Regions from separate parts of the Homo sapiens genome. Here region 1 is linked to region 2. A link is an interaction called in ENCODE POLR2A ChIA-PET data of the cell type or tissue named here. Cell type or tissue: PC-9. All regions are shown on one strand.

What was found. Peaks named below come from ENCODE experiments on the same cell type or tissue, not always from the same donor. Only the 100,000 strongest peaks of a DNase experiment are listed, where the experiment ranks them.
Region 1: POLR2A ChIA-PET joins it to region 2 with 8 read pairs; 2 of 35 experiments call an interaction of 5 or more read pairs at or near these places.

The regions. Positions count from the first base shown.
Region 1 is chr3:100,133,259-100,137,258 of GRCh38, reverse strand. All of the region lies in intron 1 of CMSS1 (cms1 ribosomal small subunit homolog), which reads right to left. Among named protein-coding and RNA genes, the nearest start is that of FILIP1L, 21 kb to the right of the region's middle. In PC-9, no CTCF peak of the experiment used is centred here; no DNase peak of the experiment used is centred here.
Region 2 is chr3:99,982,797-99,986,796 of GRCh38, reverse strand. The region is part of intron 1 of CMSS1 (cms1 ribosomal small subunit homolog); the gene reads right to left. The region is part of intron 1 of FILIP1L (filamin A interacting protein 1 like); the gene reads left to right. All of the region lies in intron 1 of LOC105374010 (a long non-coding RNA gene), which reads right to left. Among named protein-coding and RNA genes, the nearest start is that of MIR3921, 20 kb to the right of the region's middle. In PC-9, no CTCF peak of the experiment used is centred here; a DNase peak (open chromatin) is centred at 1,936.

The DNA.
Region 1 (4,000 bases), 150 kb before region 2:
CACTATACACACTGAAAAGTAATGCTGGATACACAGCTGTACTTCAACAGTCTACAGTGTTTTGCTAAAATTACTCAATCCCTAGGAGCCAGAATGTTTTATTTGGCCAGGGCTGGGAACTACTCTTCAAGAACCATGTTCCCAGCCCATTAAGAGACTCCCACCAGCATCACTGAGAAAGAACACAATTCCCATATCCAAAGAACAGGACCCTGAGACTGAACTCTGTGAAGGCCGTAAGGCCATGCCAGCAACACAGATCATAGGGAAGGGAAGGGGAGGAAAAGGCAGTGAGCAGCCTAGCCAAGGAGGAAGAGGCTCTCAATTCTGAATCCACCTATACTCACAGAGGTTGTGTAGTGAAGGAAGGTCAATCTTTTATTGCTTCTGCACATTTTTTCAAAATAATTACTACAGATAAGCTATGACTAGAAAAGAAGGGTTTATAGTCAATTAGGCCACATGATCAAATAATCATATGGCCTGTAAGTGTATCTCTCATTTACTCTAATTATTCAGAATGCCTGTTCTCACTTTATCCTTGTCTCCTTTCCTTTTCCATCAAAATCTCACCCCTACCCTCTAAACCTCAGCTCAGGTTTTCCCTCCTCTGTGAAGATCTTCTGAAGGCAGAAACAAGAAACAAGACTGTCTTAGGGGATAATGTAGCAAGCAGTTACAACTTTCACTAGGAAAGGAAAATGGGGCAGGGCCTGTATGAAAATGAGGAATTCATTGAAGGAGAGTCCAGGAGGAGCAAGACAGGCTTGACATGCCCACTGCAGGGCATCTGGTTGCTTTGAGGGGGCTGCTTGGAGGAGCTCAGGCAAGTTCGGCCCTCAGCCTCCTGGCTTCTTCAAGTCCTGCAGTCCTGGGGTCCAGGTCCCAGGACACAAGACCACTCAAAGCTGTGGGCGTGTGGTGCTTCATCGGGCTTTCTATTGGCGCCAGTCCAGTTTTATTTGTTTTTTTTTCTAGTTATCATCTCTTCCTTTTTGCTTTTTTGCTGTCTAACATACGGCAAAAAACTGGGCATGATCTATCTTCTCCATCTCTCAAGCTCCTTAAGATCTCTTCTTCTCTCCAAAAGATTTAACAAAACAAATGCTTCTGGATATAAGTCCTTGTGATTTGATTCTCTCTATCAGAAGTTTTCTTGTCATTCTGAACTGGAAAGGAGAGTGGGTGATCCTTTTTCTCCTTTCATTTTGCCATTTTTAGTGGCAACAGCTATAGCCTGATGTACATTCCAATAATGCTCCTATTTTCCTAGTTGAGACAACAGATCTAGAGTTTGCTTACAAAATTTTTAAAGTTTTCTGTTCCCACAGAAAACTTTAAAGCTAGAACTTTTGGACTAGGATGGTAAAACACTGAGCTGGAGTCATTTCATGGGTCCTGATAATTTGACAGAAGGCAAAGTACTAAGAACAAAAAGATCATTTGAAAAACACAACTAAAGAAAAATGCCTCAACTTTTTATGGGATGCTTAAATGCTACAAAATTTCTGTCACTAGCTGCAAGTCAGCAAACTTAATGGTTATTTTCTAAAAATTTGACTGCTCCAGTTTAGTAATGTTGTATTCACTTATTTTTAAATATGCACACAGGAAGTGAGGTGCAGTGGTACATGCATCTGTAGTCCCAGCAACTTGGGAGGCTGAGGCAGGAGGATCACTTGAGCTGAGGAGTTCGAAGATACAATGAGCTATGATGATGCCACTGCACTCCAGGCCTGGGTGACAGAGCAAGACCCTGTCTCTTAAACACACACACACACACACACACACACACACACACACACACACACACACACACATGCACACACACACAAAGGCTCCTCAGGAATCATTAGTCCACATCAGGGGTTTAGGTGACATGACCTCAACTTCAGGCAATGTTAAAGCTCCCAATCCTTCTTCCTTTCTAGTTTGTTTTAAATGTTTGAACATTTATATATTTTGGGGCAGTTTTGAAGCTATGAGCAATTTCAATTCAATCTTTTCTACCCAACTTTTACAGTTAAATGAACAGAGCCATGGATGTTGGTGGTGGCATTTTGGGCCTGAATACTTGTACATTTGGAAGCATTGCTATATAAATTCTTCATTCTTGGAATAGAAACCAATTCTAATGATAACAGCTCTTACATAATCCTTACTTTGTACAAGGCACTGTTCTAAATGCTCTTTGTAAATAACTCATTTAATTCCCATATCAATCTTATGAGACAGGTACTGTTGTTATAATCTGTTTTACAGAGGTAGAAATGGAGGCACCTGCTCAACATTAATAAGAAAGAGAGCCAGGATTTAGACCTACACAATATTGATTCAAAGTCTGCTCTTAACTACTATGCAATATTGCCTCTCAAATTTGGAAGGCAAAACAAGCAGCTTGCTGGTGGCACTGGTCTTTAAGCAAGTTATTAGAATCCATTGGGCTTTATGGGTAGAGCCCAATTTCATATAATAATGTATGTTATATTTAACTAACATTCATCTACATGTGGCCGGCAGCCTCCCTCCTCCAAAAAAACCTAAACCTAATTGAGTTCAAATATCTGTCAGTAACTCTCTACCACTCCTTCCACCCCATCCTATCTTTTAGCTAGGAAGAAAATATATCCTGGTTTGCCTTGGCTAGTCCTGATTTATACTTGTTTTCCCTATATCCCATCTGGTTTATTAATATTATCTGTCTTATTGCAGAGATTCTTTAATATATTAATATGGATTACTACTGTCCAAGTAAGGAAATGGAGATGAGGCCATCCTCGAACTTATTTGATCCCCAAACCCCTCACTGCGGAACACCTGTTAACAGCTCCCAGAACAGCGACAGAAGAAAGCCTAAATTTTAGCTTTAATTTTTGTGATCCTGAGCAAACCACTTTATGCCACAGTTTTCTTAATTGTGGATTGATGAAGTCATACTGCTGTGATTTATGATTCTCTACTGGTTTGGGCCAACTTCTGTTAAGAATGCTATATACCCTGGATGTGTCAAAATTTCCAGAGTGAGGTGGAATGCTGAAGTACAGAGGAATAGGGTAACATTAAAAAAAAATAGGTTAATGTGGCCCACATGTGGGTATGTGAGTTACATAATTTCCCCGAACAGAAATTTCATAAGAAAAAAGCCTATGAGGCTACATCTAGACCTACTATCCACTCACCCTTGTTATAGAGTGTAACCCCAAGGAAGAGAAGTGTTACAATGGAAAAAACACAGTACTTCTGTTAAGAGTACCCTTTGGCATTCACAGAGACTTCAACTACCTATTATACTATTAATACATAATGTATCCCGTTAATGTAAATTATTCAAGGTAGGTATAATGCTCACCTACCCTGCTTCAGAATGCTTAATTTTCTCACCCAGCTTCTCAATGGAAAAAGCCTTTTCTTACAGAGTTTTTGGGTATAGCTTAGGACAAGGTCCTTCATTGCTTCATCCTTAAAGTTTCCTATTGACAAACTGGGCTTAAGGAATTAGCCTATCAACTGACTACCAACTATACGAAAAGTATTCACATAATGATTTGTGTTTGGATTGATCTTCGAGAACCACAACCCTAAAGTCTTACGTGATGGGGGTGAGATAACGCTGAGATGTAAGTCTAATGGAGTAAATAAACAAGACAGAGTAAAATAAGATTTGGTTTATCAATACTATACTACAAATTTGATAGCATCATAATTTTTAAAAACCTTTTTTTACCCTTTTCCTTCATATAAAAATAGTACATATTCATTGTGGAGATTTTTAGAAAATGCAGAAAAGTAAAAAAAAACCAAAAAAATTTGGTTCCACTATAAAAAGACAGTCCTACTGTAAAAGATATCCAGCATTCTAATTTTGGTATTTACTTTTGTTCTGTCTCTGTGTGTATATGAATAAGACTATGTATATATCCACATAGCTTTACATGTCTGGAATTATGTATCATATACAAATGTTTTATCCTTTAATATTATATTATGAGTATTTCCCCAT
Region 2 (4,000 bases):
GGCTTCTACTCACTAGATGCCATAATACTTCCTACCATCCCCTGGGGGTGGGGCAAAAGAATCCCCCGCTTAGGGCCACTAGACTAGAGGAAGAACCATTCTCCTCCTTCTACTTGAGTTCTTAGGCCCACACCCATCACCACTTCATTTAATCTTCATCAATTTCTTCAATTTCTTCTCTCCATGTGCAGTTGGTAATTCTCTTTGACAAACAAGTATCTTAATTCTCCCCATTAAAAAAATAAAAATATACCTACCAACCTCATATAAGCCCTGTAACTCCTGTTCTCGTCTATTTCTTTCACTATCAACTTTCAGAAAAACTAACCGTCACTAGTATGTCTAAAACTGTGTTGTTAAAAATAATGTATGCCAGTGATATACTTTTTCTTTATTTAAAAAATATGCAAAACCCCCTGAAGCACACATACTATTCTCTTTATTTTACAATGATATGTCTTTATGGCAATGGAGTGGAGGGCATATCTAATGCCACAAGCTTCATGAAAAAACACCTGTTCCTGGGACATATCCCATTCAATTTACAGATTGATGCATGAGCAACATCTACCAACCATTCTATTGATGTAAGCTATCTTTACATCTTATAATTTGAACATATTTGAGATATCTGGTTCTTATTAAAATAAAAACAATTTAGATTTTCTATCTTTTTTCCTCTTATAACAATGAAAACACAAGTGAAATAAATTTTAATATCTTATAGACATTAATTTATCTGTGAATAAACTTCTTGCTGTTGACTTGGGTCCACGTGCAAACTGTATCTCATTAAGTCCTATTAGTATCAAAGTATTGTGGTACAAATGTGTTCTGTGGTCATACTGACTTTAACCCCCAATGTGTTTTATGAATATATCCAACAGAACTTTAAAAAGCTTTTCTCAGGCCCGGTGCGGTGGCTCACGCCTGTAATCCCAGTACTTTGGGAGGCCGAGGTGGGTGGATCACCTGAGGTCAGGAGTTCGAGACCAGCCTGACCAACATGGGGAAACCCCATCTCTAGTAAAAATACAAAAACCAGCTGGGCATGGTAGCAGGTGCCTGTAATCCCATTTACTCAGGAGGCTGAGGCAGGAGAATTGCTTGAACCCAGGAGACGGAGGTTGCAGTGAGCCGAGATCATGCCATTGCACTCCAGCCTGGGCAACAGAGCGAGACTCTATCTCAAAAAAAAAAAAGCTTTTCTCATGATTATAAAAGAAATTCACAAGATTGAAGAGAAATATCAGACTTTAATTTTAAAAGTATGAATTGGCAAGCTCACCTTGTTTTTTTGAGACAGGGTCTTGCTGTCACCCAGGCTGAAGTATAGTGGTATGATCTTGGCTCAAGCTATCCTCCCACCTCAACCTCCCCAGTACCACAGGCGTGCACCACCATGCCCAGCTAATTTTTCTATTTGTTGTAGAGATGAGGTTTCGCCATGTTGTTCGGGCTGGTCTTGAACTCCTGGGCTCATGCAATCTGCCCACCTCAGCCTACCAAAGTGTTGGAATTACAGGCGTGAGCCACCATGATGGGCCCTAGATCACTTTCTTGAGACTAATTTTAGAGAACCAATTGCAGTTTTCTCAACCTTTTAAAACAACCTTTGACCCCCTAGGATGATTTTTTGTTCAATCTTCTCTTTACTCCAATTAACTTTTGAACTTTATTTCTAGTAGTCTGTGTTTTAAATTAAAAAAGGATAAGCAGAATATGCAACTTCTAACCATATATACCTGGTACCCTGCCCCTTATACCTTCCTCACGGCAACCCCTTTAAGTATTTATTTTTAACACGAGTTATCTCATTTCCACTAAATCTTTTCTTCTAAGAGCAATATCCTCAGTTTATTTAACCTGGGAATTCCAGTTGTCCAAGTTCCTTATTAACCTAATCCTGTGTTTGTTAATATCTATATACTGTGCTTTGGGGCTGATGTTTGGCAACAAAGAATGTACTCAATAAACATTAGCTGAATATGATCCTTGATTTTATCATATACTTATCTTACCTTCTCAACCAGGCAGAATTCTGAGTAAAACATAGATCTTTCTATTCTTACTACACATCTTCCTACATGCTAGGATTCCCTCCCCCACAGTAGCCAAAGTAATTGGCCAGAGAGGAGGCTTGGTAGATTTGGCAAAGGTGCTCATTCTTTCTAAAAAGCACTTGAAGGGGGAAATTTTGGGCAAAGATCTTCTAAGGGTAGATACCTCTTGGCAGTGTGCAGAATGAGTTTCAGTGACCAGGGGCTAGAGGACCACTGACCACATCAGAAATTTATCAGAAAGTTAATGCAAATGATAGAATTTCACAAATCTTTAGAGTTCACAAAAAAGTTATCCAGGCTCATGAGCTAATGCAGACTAACTGGTGCCTCCTGTTTCTGCTCTGTCATTATCTATCAGTAATAAATGGTTTAATCCTAAAAATATATTATGTGGTTTTCATTCTTGGCTCTAGATTACATGTGGAGAAGACAAAATATAGCCTTTCATTTTGTTTGACAGGACACTCTACATAATAAATACATGAATGGCTACTAGTAAAATTATACTCAAAGAATGCAGTTTTGGCTCTCAAACAATCACATTCCAATTTCACTTTTTAAAAATTCTGCTTAAGCCAATTTGTGATGGACTTCCAGAACTATGGATCAATTATTTCATACCTGAGCACCTGATATTCTTTTACCTTTGTAGCTGAACACACACACACACACAAACACACATACATATACATCCTTTTTCATGCTAATTAACATATCACAGAAGTTAGGAGATTAACCAATAAAACAAAACAACAAAAATCTGTTAGGTAACTGATTTATATCTTGTGGTATAGGACATTTTCCTCTCTTGGCCTTCCTCTAGGCTGTTTTGTGACCAAATCTGTGCTGTTACTTCTTCTGGCAAGTTATTCTACATTATAAGTTTATTTCATCAGATGGTCCATTCTCCTTTGCTTTCATCCTCTGATTTTACTTTTCTTGCTAGCTACAGGTAGAGTTACATGGAATATTGGGGTCTGAACAGTTGGAAACAGAGATTCTAGGTAAATAATGTGGTACTTCTCATTTCTTTTTTTTTTTTTTGAGACTGAGTCTTGCTCAGTCACCCAGGCTGGAGTGCAGTGGCACCATCTCAGCTCATGGCAACCTCCGCCTCCCCGGTTCAAGCAATTATCTTGCCTCAACCTCCCAAGTAGCTGGGATTACAGGTACCTGCCACCACACCTGGCTAATTTTTTTCTTTTTGTGTGTGTATATATATACATATATATATATATATATATATATATATATATATATATATATATACACACATATATATATATACATACATATATATACATACATACATACATATATATATATATATATATATATATATATTTATTTATTTATTTTTTAAGTAGAGACAGGGTTTCACCATGTTGGCCAGGCTGGTCTTGAACTCCTGACCTCAGGTGATCCGCCTGCCTTGGCCTCCCAAAGTGTTAGGATTACAGGCATGAGTCACTGTGCCCGGCTGGTACTTCCATTTCTTTATATCAGTGCTAGAGAGATTTCTTGGCTACTTCAGTAATTCAAAGAAGTTAGATAACAATATCCCTGAGAAATTTTTTTTCAAATGGCACTTAAGGCAAGTGAGATAATAGCTGTAAAAAGACTGCACCATCTGAAAGAAAGGCATTTTTAATATTTTCATCATTGCATGTGTTATTCCTGATGGGTACAGAACAATGACTTCCCTCATATTCACACAGTGGGTACAAAAGCACAGCTTATATGTGGGCACCTCAAAGACATTCGCCCTACACATTTTCGTACAGCACTGTATGTATTACTTTGATGTAACAGACTAAAAAACATGTTTAACACAGCTGTCTTCAGCTGCAAGCCTACATTATATGAATTTATTTATTTTTTATTGCTGCATAAATTACCATTTCATAGGGTTGGGCTGTTCAATTGTCATCACAAAT